Linked DNA regions of Homo sapiens: region 2 is linked to region 1. A link is a loop called in an ENCODE intact Hi-C map of the cell type or tissue named here. Cell type or tissue: PC-3. All regions are shown on one strand. Links, peaks and the distances in the headings refer to the core of each region. The heading gives the core; the rest is flanking DNA. Region 1 overlaps DAAM1 (dishevelled associated activator of morphogenesis 1). Region 2 overlaps DAAM1 (dishevelled associated activator of morphogenesis 1).

Region 1 (5,384 bases), core at 258-5,257:
GCTGGGAGTTCGATACCAGCCTGGCCAATATGGTGAAACCCCATCTCTACTAAAAATAAAAATAAAATAATAATAATTTTAAAAAAGTTAGCTGGGCATGGCGGCGCATGCCTGTAATCCTAGCTACTCAGGAGGCTAAGGCGTGAGAATCGCTTGAACCGGGAGGCGGAGGTTGCAGTAAGCCGAGATCGCACCACTGCACTCCAGCCTGGGCCACAGAGCAAGACCCTGTCTCAAAAAAAAAAAAAAAAGGAAAAAATTTGTCACTACTATTCTAGGTAACACCAGTCCAATCCCATACACTAATGAATACAACAAACATTAAATAAATTCACTCTACACCTAAAATTTATACAGAAACCTAGGCAGAAAAGGGCAGATAGGCCAAAATAGTTTATTGTGTTAGGTTATAACTCCATGATGTGTGGCATCCAAAAGAACTCTTATGTTAGAGAATAGGTGCCAACATAAGACCAGGTCCAAGCAACAGAGAAAGAGAAGCACAGAAGATGGAAGATGTAAAAATATTTGTGGGCGGCCTTGCTAGTAATTTCTGCTAACTTCCCCCTCTGGCTCATAACGGTGTAAACAGCATCTTCTCGAAGATGGCTACGATAAAGTGTGGAACAATCTGGAACAACCAAGGGTCGCAAACTTTTCCTGTAAGGAGCCAGACAGGAAATATTTTAGGCTTTGTAGACCACACAGTCTGTTGTAGCTATTCAACTCTGCTGTTGTGTAGTAAGAAATCAGCCACAGAGAACACTTGAATGAATAGGCAATGCCACATTTCAGCAACACTTTATTTACTAAAACAAGTGACTGGCCAAATTAGCCCACGGGCCATAGTTTGTCAACCCCTGTGTGCTAGATTAAGCTTGGCTCTCAAGAGGGCTGGATTACATCAAAATCCTAACTTGGTCACCAACTATTTTTCATGTATCAAGCTGCCGCTATAAATTAAGATAAGCTCATAAAGTGTTTGGAATTTGCCCAGTAACCTGAACTTTTTCTAGAGAAGCAGTGACCTACCATGCCTGTGAAGTGTACCTTCTTGCCAAGCTCACTGCTCCCTGAATCTATATTTAATCCTACTTTTTGAAAATAGCAAAGCATCATTAGGTCCTTTAAATCCTGATATTTGCCCCCAACTCTTTCCATCTGGCTCTTCCTTTTTGGGGGCAAAAAAGTAGTAGGAGATTTAAAACTTGGAGTTTGGAGATTGTTGCTTTCCTCATTCCCTCCAATACCTAACTTTAACCCCTGGTGGTGAGCAAAACTATATTCTATATCTGAAGCTTGCCAAAAGAAGGGCAATTGGTTTCAGAAAATAATTCCTGTGTTGTCACATTCCAAGATAGCCATGTGGTCCCTGGGACTGCCAATCCTGGTTACATTTTTTGGCCACTGCCACAATTATATATCAAGTACATCTGTTACCAAAATCCGGTTGGGCCCACACAAAGAATGATTACAGAACAGTGGCTTCTTCATCTGCCAGGAAATCCACCACCTCCTCCTAAGCCTCAGAATGTCAGTCATTTTTCTGGAAAGACTGAATGATGACTTGCAATAACAGTGGCTCTCACATGCAGCAGGAGAAATTATGGAAGAAAGAGTAAACCTTCTCCATTTTTCCTAATGTTTTAATAAAACATGTGCATGTTTTTAACCAAAGCCATCACAGGATTATATAACTGGTCTTTGACCCTAGAGACAACCTGGGCTGAGTTTCCTCTCACAGGGGTCCCTTATAAGGTTACCAGCAGGTGATCCATCATCTGCTCTTGAGAAGGCTTCCAGAGGTCCACAATCTTCTGGAACTAGCACTCTCATGAACTGTTAAAAAATTCACCGGACACTGAATTGACAGATGTCTCCTTGTAACTTCAAGCACTTGTTGGCTTTTGTTTGGTCCCTGGGAACTGCATGGAATAAGTTTAATCTCTCCTATGAACAATGACCCAGCAAATATTTAAACAATTTGAATAAAGTGATTATATCCTCCCCAAATCTTCCCTTTTACAAGCCAGAAATTCTCTACTGGCCATATAACACAAGTTTATCTTCCTCAATTCATAAACAAATCTCAAATTTTCTATAAGTTCATCATACCCTCATGTCCATTAATTGCAGGGATAACTTTAACAAACATAACTAAGCTCCTATAAAAGGACTATTTTCACATATTTGTATTAGTCATTCACAGTTCTATACAAACTCTACTGAGAGGGAAGATTTCTATCCAAAATGTCTCTCCAAGAAGAAAAAGAACAAGCTCTCACTCTCCTGATAGTCCTCACAGATAACATTTATGACTTAGAATAAAAGACACGTCATATTAAGTGGAGGGAAACTTGTTTAGTCCTTGCTTTATTAAGTATACATATTTTAACAAAGTTGGCCGTAAACTAAATAGCAAAATGGGTTTTCTCATTATAAGACTGAGGATGCTTCACATCTAAAACATAAATCTAGGTTAACAAAATTGAAACTACATGAATAGGACCTCGACTCGCCAGCTGTCAAGAAATTTGGGGGGACATTTAAGTCCCTTTAGAGCATTGTTTTTTACACCTCCAGATGACTTTTGCTATCTCCACTATTCTCCTGTATAACCATCCGTTCACATATCATAGGAATTTTTTCCATGTATGCATATGAAGCCTGATACCTCCTCTGACCCCCCAGGGCTCTGCTCCTTCCTTTTCTTTGGTTTATGCAGGTAGAAAGACTAGTTGAGCCAATACAAAATGCCACGTTTGCCCAGAGAAAGCCTCTTGCTACCATATCACGTATTCAAAAATAAAATATACTTGAAGATTTCAGATCACGTAGAATCAGTTAGCTCCCTCTTTATCAATTCTCTAAGTTTAAAATTCTGTATTGGTAAAGAATAATTTTTTAAAAGCATGGCATGAATCCATGTCAAATATTTTTTACTAAACTTGCTAATAAATGAGAGAACTAGGAAGATGTTACAACTGGTTCAAAGGAGAACCCAAGGAGTAGACTTATGATTAGCATCATGATGTTTGAAAGAGTTTACAAACAGATGCAAAACTGGCCAAGAGGGCAACAGTCAATTGTATCAGACTCAATTTGCATTTCATGGATAAGAACCATTGGAAGTGCTATCAGGTTTTTAAAAAAATAATTTACAGATTTGTGAAATAAGCTTGAGACAAAAGTAGAGATGACTCTTAAGAGTGCTATAGACAGGATATTTAGTCTATCTGATATTTACTCCATTTCACTATAACTGCAGCTTAGCAAAACAAAAGATGCATGACTAGTACTTCCTGGTTGAAGAAAACACAATCTATAAAGGTATAATGCAGAGGCCACACTGCATGACTAATACTCTGCTCCAGACTCCTCGCATCTAAATTACCTAAATGCCCAGGCTGGCCCAAAGCTCTTGCTCAAGAACACCTACCCCATTCTGACCATTACACCACAATTCTGTGTATTTCTGTTGCCTTGCCTAGGCTGCATGGTATGGTTTCTATCTGTGCATCACTGAGTCTCAAACTTCAGACCACTAAGCTCCTGACCATTCCATTCCACCTCCCTTGGAAGGGAGCACTTGGTCCTCTATCCCCCTCAGGAATTTGTTGGTTAAGTATTTGGGGTATTACTAAGTCTTCCTGCATTATTGATTAAAAAAAAAAAAGCTGTGAACTCAGTGAGGTTAGACCCTCCAGCCAGAAAAGAGGCTATACTCAACTGCTGCTCCCTAACAGTTTGGTTTAGAGCTGGATGCCATGTTAGAGTAACACACAGTCTACTAAATCTCCCAAAGACACGGCAGCATTTTAAAATCTAAATACTTGTGTAGACAGCCAAACTCTGTGATAGCATTAATACTATGCTGCTAAACATAAGGCTTCTCAAGGGCAGGATAGGAGCAGAATTGTTTTCACTAAGCTCATATCTACAATGCTGAATGGAATCTAAAAAGGCATTTGCTTTCCTTCTCATTCCTTTACTCATCTAACAAATATTTATTGAATTCTATTATATAATGAGCTAAGCACTATTCTGGGTGTTGGAATACATGAATAAAAGAACAAAGTTCCCTGCTCTCCTTGTGAGTGATCCCTGAGACAGACTTAGCAGTTCCTAGACTTACACATTTCTGAACTTTAGAGTTGAGAGGTTCTGAGAAGATTCCAAGTTTACTCCAACAATAGGTTCTAAGTCTTTGCAAGTATAGCTACAAAAAAGTATGCCTATTTAAATACTTCACTCTCTCTGGTCATCATGTTAAAAAAAAAACAACAGTCAAGTGTTCATTAACTCTCCTGCCTTTTAACTAAGCCCTGGTTTTTATCAATGGATCTCTAACTTCAAAGTAAAGATACAGTGCAAGCATTCCTGAACTCCCCTGGGAAAAAATCCTTTGAGACATTTCCTTGAGAGCACAAAATGTCACATTAATATTTTCCATATATCACAAACTTTATTTACACTGGTAAAAATCAGAGTTTCTGAATGGCCTGAATGAAATAGCACATAGCTATTATTTATGTCCTCCCCAAAATCACACACCCAGAAAAGCAAGAAAAGCAAGAAAAGAGTGCCACTTTACAGAGACCTAGTCACCCTGTGGGGAAGAGCAGCAAAGAGAAGAGCAACAATATCACCGCATTTCTGTAAGGGTTCAGGAGCCCTCTGCTCCAACACCCTCTTCTTTCCTGAACAAGCCTCAGCTGACTTTACAAGGAGTTGGGGGGTGGTTAGAGGGGATGTGGGGGAATACATTTTATGTGCACCTGGTATATCTGAGAAAGCAGCCACAACACTTAGCTAGAACTAAGAACTGAGATTTTACAGTCCACTTCCCAAACTATGAGACACTTACTTTATTTATTTTAACAAGTCATTATTTTGGCAAAGCACTTCACAGCATGGCATATGACTGAAGCCTAAAATTCTCAAGCAGTACAACTCCAACATCTGAAACCAATTTATATGACAACTCCCCCTCAGTTTCATGGCAAAGAAAAAGAAATATTCTCCAATTATTAGTTTCAGAAATGATACAACCCCACATTCCCCTGCAGGCAGGCACTGTGCCTATGACACAACAGTGTGCAATGACATAAAACAAATTATTCCTACATAGCTTGTTAAGAGCCAAATCTTTGATCCACATGTCACCATGGAGTGCTAAAGACCCAGGTACAATGTGGTCCAGTTGGTTTGTAAATTAACATATTTGGACACACAACGCTAAACCCTTATGTATCGTGCAAATTCAATCAGTGGTGTCAATGGCCTTTGCTGCCTCACATCTTGCTACCACATTTGTAGCTACCAGACCCACCTTTCAGAATGTCATAAAGTAGGTTTTGATGTTCTGTAACCAGCCCTTGGGA
Region 2 (5,384 bases), core at 232-5,231, 63 kb after region 1:
TTCTGCTAAGGAATTAATATCCAGAACCCCTACAATCCAACAACAAAAAACCAAATAACTCCATTAAAAAATGAGCAAAGGACTTGACTAGACATTTCTCCAAAGATGACATACAAATGACCAACATGCGTATAAAAAGACACTCAGCATTACTAATCATTAGAGCAACGCAAGTCAAAACCACAATAATATATCTTCTCACATCCATTAAGATGACTACTATCAAAACAAAAAACCAGAAAATAACAAGCGTTGGCAAGGATGTGGAGAAACTGGAACCCTGTACAGTTGCTGGGATTATGAAGTGGAACAACCATTATGGAAAACAGTATGGTGGTTTCTCAAAAAATTAATAATATAATTCTGCATGCTCCAGCAACCATACTTCTGGGAATATATCCAAAAGAATTAAAAGCAGGGTTTTGAACAGATATTTGCATGCCCATGTTTATCACAGCATTATTCACAATAGCAGAGAGGTGGAAGGAACCCAAATGTCATCAATAGATAAATAAATAAAATGTGGTATATACATACAATGGGATATTATTCAGCCTTAAAAAGGAAGGAAAACTTGTCACATGCTACATGGGTAAATGTTGAAGACATTATGCTGAGTGAAATAAGCCAGACACAAAAAGACAAATACCGTATGATTCCATTTATATGAGGTATCTAAAGTACTCAAATACACAGAAACAAAGTAGAGTGGTGGTTACCAGGGGACAGGGGAGCAGGAAATGGGGAATTTTTGTTTAGTGGGTATGGAGTTTCAGTTTTGCAAGATGAAAAATTCTCAAGGTATGTTTCACAACAATGTGAATATGCTTTGAACTGTACACAGAAAAATGGCTAAATGGTAAATTTGAAAAATAATTTAAATAACTTTAATTTATCAACCCTCTTCAACATGCTAGGCACTTTCAATGCACTTTAAGTCCATTAATTATCTCAATTAATCAGAGATAAGCAATGAGTTCTTCAGCGTCTCATTTTGTCTTTCTAGAAACACAGGCCACTGTCAATGAATAGCTATGCTCTGAAAGTAATTAAAGAATGGTTTATAGAATGCTTTCATTTCTGCAATTTTCCACTTTACTACACTCAACTCTACAATTGTTAGTCCTCAAAATGAAAACAATCTGTTCAACTGTACAACACTAATATGAGCAATGACTTTCTTCTTTTAAATTTGTCATCAATTTACAATGGGGCGATGGGGGAAAAGCTACCAAACCATTCACTAGAGACAATTCTGTACATTAATGTCACCCCAATTCATTGCTTAGTGACAGAATGCCAGGTGCTCACTTTCACCTAAATGGTATAATTTAGAATTTTCTTAAATCCATTGTATTTTTTTTGCTACAGAAGTAGATATTACTATCCTTATCTTTAGAACATCTACTTGCTGGGTGGTGGCCCTAGGAATATTATATAAAAGACTAAAAGTGTCTAATTAGGTAATATTTTGTTGGATATTTATTAGAAAGTTTGACTCCACAGGAATAAATTCACTTGGTAATCTCAAGGTCCTGCTACTTAAAGGAAGATTCTAAAGCTACTGAAATAGCAATACATTGTATCCTGTCACATTCATGGCTTCTGACCCAAACTTAAACAAGCAAGCAATACAGTATTGAAAGTATAAATTACAAAAGGGCACCAAATGGAAACACAGCAGCTGATCACAAATGATAAAGGCAAAGGACATGAAAGTTAATGCCAAAATAAGAGGTGGTATGACATCAAAAGAGACCCCAAAATAACAAAGGGAGGAAAATTAGTCTTTGCATTTGAAGGATGCATTTGATCCACGTGAAGACACAGTAGAAAAAATGCTTAACTCCTATACATTCATTTCATGATTTCTACATACATCACCTTTCCCCTGGCCCCCCCGTCCTTTTCCCTTCCCTGAGATCATCAGTTATCTTACAGGTGCCACTTTCCATTCCACAAAAATTATCAACCAGGACAGCCAGTCTTCACTGGTTCTCCTCCTACTCATCACCAGCAAGCAGAGCTGTGACAAATGTTCTTGCTAACCTGGCTACTAGCCTTTATGGATACTCCTCTTAAAAACACTGCCCCACCTCACTGGGTAGTGTCACGTAAAAGCCAGTCCCTTTGTGGAAAAACATGCTGTTAACAACTGCACTTGCTCATACTGGAAAAGCAACCAGGACAGTGATGCCAGATACTTCACCAACCTAAATACACACACACACCACACGTACACATTCACACAGCTGTCAAACTGGTTTTTCCTCAAAAAGGTACAATTGACAGGCAGTTAAGAATCTCTCCCTGCCCCCAACACACACTCCCAGATTCACAATTCTGCATGTGTGTACTAATTTGTATATTTCCATTCATTCATTCAAGAAGGCAGTGGTGTCCACTCCCCTGTTCATTCTTGGTATATAAGGATGAACAAAAGAGATGTGTGCTTTGCCCTCACAGAGCTTATAATCAGTTCACATCCACATACACCCCCGGCTTCTCAAGCCATCTCAGCATTCCAGGAGCTATGTGAGAAAAGAAACAGCATGGGAGTGAGTGTATGTTGTAGAGGGGGTGGTCTGTTTTTCCATCTCATCTTCAACAAGCAAGAGTGAATATTCTGCTTGCTTCAAATAGTGTACTAGTCTGTTTTCTGGCTGCTGATAAAGACATAACCAAGACTGGGCAATTTATTAAAAAAAAAAAAATAGGTTTAGTGGACTCACAGTGCCACATAGCTGGGGAGGCCTCACAATCATGGCAGAAGATGAAAGGCATGTCTTACATGGTGGCGGGCAAGAGAGAATTAGAGAGCCAAGTGAAAGCGGAAATCACCCCCATGATTCAATTATCTCCCACTGGGACCCTCCCCCAACACATGGGAACTATGGGAGCTACAATTCAAGATGACATTTGAGTGGGGACACAGCCAAACCATATCAAATAGCAATTTAGTCTACCAGTAACTTCCATGTTCCCTTAAATAGGGAGCATCAAATAGAAAGAAGTAAAAGGAAGCAGAGGGTGATATCTGTGCTCTTGAGAAACAGGGACATACAGGTATCCCTGGGATGCTAATGTTTGGAACTTCAAACAAGATGCCAGATTTCCACTTCCATTCCATGAAGGACTAACTACTATAGGAATTGTTCTCCCACTACAAATAATTAATAAACAGGCAAAATATATGAAACAGCTGTATTCAGTCACTGGACAAAGGTACTACAGACCAGTGATTGCTGAGAGAAAGGAAACATCCAGTAAGGCAAACCCTAGGATTGCCCTTACTCCAGGCTGTTGTGCAGAAAGAGGAAATCCAAACCAAGTTCAAGGGTCTTGTTGAATTGAGGGATCAGAGATAAAAGTTCAGAGAATCAGAGGCAGCCATAGCTCTTGATATCTGTAAAGGAGTCACCTCAAATTATAGGCTGAGTACTGATCTGCACATGGATGTGGGGCTCACTCAGGGCTGGAAATGACTGGCATTTCCACCAGCCTGAGTAGAAGAACCTTGTAATACATAAACATCAGGAAGAGTATTCAAAAGGGTCCTAGACTCAGGCTGCTCTAGAAAAAGCTTAAAGGCAGTCTAAAAAGGATCTGTGCACCAGAACAAAGTCCAACACTCTTTAAAGAAAGTTCTTCAGGCAGAAAGAAATTGAGACCAAACAGAAATCTGGACCTACACAAAGCAGTGAAGAAAGCTGGAATGGCTGATCTGTCGGTAAATACAAAACCAGATACTGCCTGGACTCTGAATTTCCCTAGCCACTTACCTTTTGGATGTGCTTTTATAGGAATCCACCGATGACACTAACAAGGTCACAGCCCAGGATCAAAGTAGTTCCCAGCCCTACCACTAACTATCCCCCTAACTTTGGTGAGTCTCCTTAAAATCTCTGAGCTGCGGTGTCCTCAGAAAAATACCATCCCTTATTGTCATCACATTATATAATGAATATGAAAGTGCTTTGAACTTCAAGGATTCGTTCTTTCATCAAATATTTACTGAGTACCTTCTACATATATTTCTAGGCTCTATATTCTGGCAGCCCAATTTTCTCATCTGTAAAATGAAAATAATAATAGTACCCAGCGGCTGGGCACGGTGGCTCACACCTGTAATCCCAGCACTTTGGGAGGCCGAGGCAGATCACGAGGTCAAGAGATCGAGACCATCCTGGCTAACACGGTGAAACCCTGTTTCTACTAAAAATACAAAAAATTAGCCAGGCGTGGTGGCGGGTGCCTGTAGTCCCAGCTACTCAGGAGGCTTAGGCAGGAGAATGGCGTGAACCCGGGAGGCAGAGCTTGCAGTGAGCCGAGATCACGCCACTGCACTCCAGCCTGGGGGATAGAGCGAGACTCTGTCTCAAAGAATAATAATAATAGTACCCAGCACACAGCGTTTTTGTTCAGATTAAATAAATATCTGTAAAGTACAAATAATAATGTCTGGCCATAGTAAGCTCTTCTATAAGAGATCAGTCACTGTCCAGGGGATGGAGTGACTTGATTGGCAAAGCCAATGCTATGTGCCCATCTCTGGTTGTGACATGTGCCCATGTCTGTTGTTGTTGTTGTTACTATTATTATTATTCTACCCCTGCTGCTGCTTCTAACACTGCTACTAGGCATATAATAATGGAAAAGACCAATTTGGTTCTTGCCTTTAGAGAGATTATATTTGAGATCTATCATAAAGAAAATAAAGCTTTTGGGATAATTTGTTAAATTTTTTCCTGAGAAAATGTGGGATAGCTGGAAAAAAATATTACTAGTCTAAAGGAAAACCTAGGCTCTAGTCCCAACTCTGTTCCTCTTAGTAGCTCTGTGACTTTAGTTAAGATACATAGCCTGTTTGAACCTGTTTATCCTTAAAGAGGCAGGATGAGAATCTTCAAGGTCTCTTCCAGTTTTAACACCTAATGAAATAAAAGATAATCCATTTTAGAAGCACATTGTTCCTGCCTTGATTTGAGCAATTTAATCCTTACAGCATCATATCCTTGTATAGGTAACAACAAATTTTGAGGAAGAGGGGGAAAAAAAAGAGAGAGAGAGAGAGACAGTTTGTGATTTAAGAAAGCCAGAAGAAATAAGCCCCGGATCTAGGATTAGTATAAAAGTCTACACGTAACTCCCAAGTCTAGAACGAAGGTCACATGATTTATCCCTCTTAAAAAGAGTGTCATAGCCCAATTGTTTCTATCCAGTGCTGAGTAAACCAATTTGATCTTTGATAAGTTAAATAATATAATTAGAAGACACAGGGAAGCTCTTCCTTCTGCTTCCGATGTTTGAATTGGGTGCAGTAGAGCAGAATTAAGGAGCAAAATGGCAGTACACAATAGAAGTTCCTCATGCAGAAGAAATAA

The links. Hi-C counts contacts between places; a loop is a spot of excess contacts. Peaks named below come from ENCODE experiments on the same cell type or tissue, not always from the same donor. Only the 100,000 strongest peaks of a DNase experiment are listed, where the experiment ranks them.
Region 2: it touches region 1 in a loop (3.0-fold over the local background); 2 of 110 quality-filtered maps call a loop at or near these places.

What each region holds. Positions count from the first base shown.
Region 1 is chr14:59,304,980-59,310,363 of GRCh38, reverse strand. All of the region lies in intron 3 of DAAM1 (dishevelled associated activator of morphogenesis 1), which reads right to left. Among named protein-coding and RNA genes, the nearest start is that of DAAM1, 120 kb to the right of the region's middle. In PC-3, for the core only: no CTCF peak of the experiment used is centred there; DNase peaks (open chromatin) are centred at 3,363 and 4,033; H3K4me3 peaks cover 533 bases; H3K27ac peaks cover 1,788 bases.
Region 2 is chr14:59,241,573-59,246,956 of GRCh38, reverse strand. All of the region lies in intron 1 of DAAM1 (dishevelled associated activator of morphogenesis 1), which reads right to left. Among named protein-coding and RNA genes, the nearest start is that of DAAM1, 56 kb to the right of the region's middle. In PC-3, for the core only: no CTCF peak of the experiment used is centred there; a DNase peak (open chromatin) is centred at 2,186; H3K4me3 peaks cover 353 bases; H3K27ac peaks cover 2,090 bases.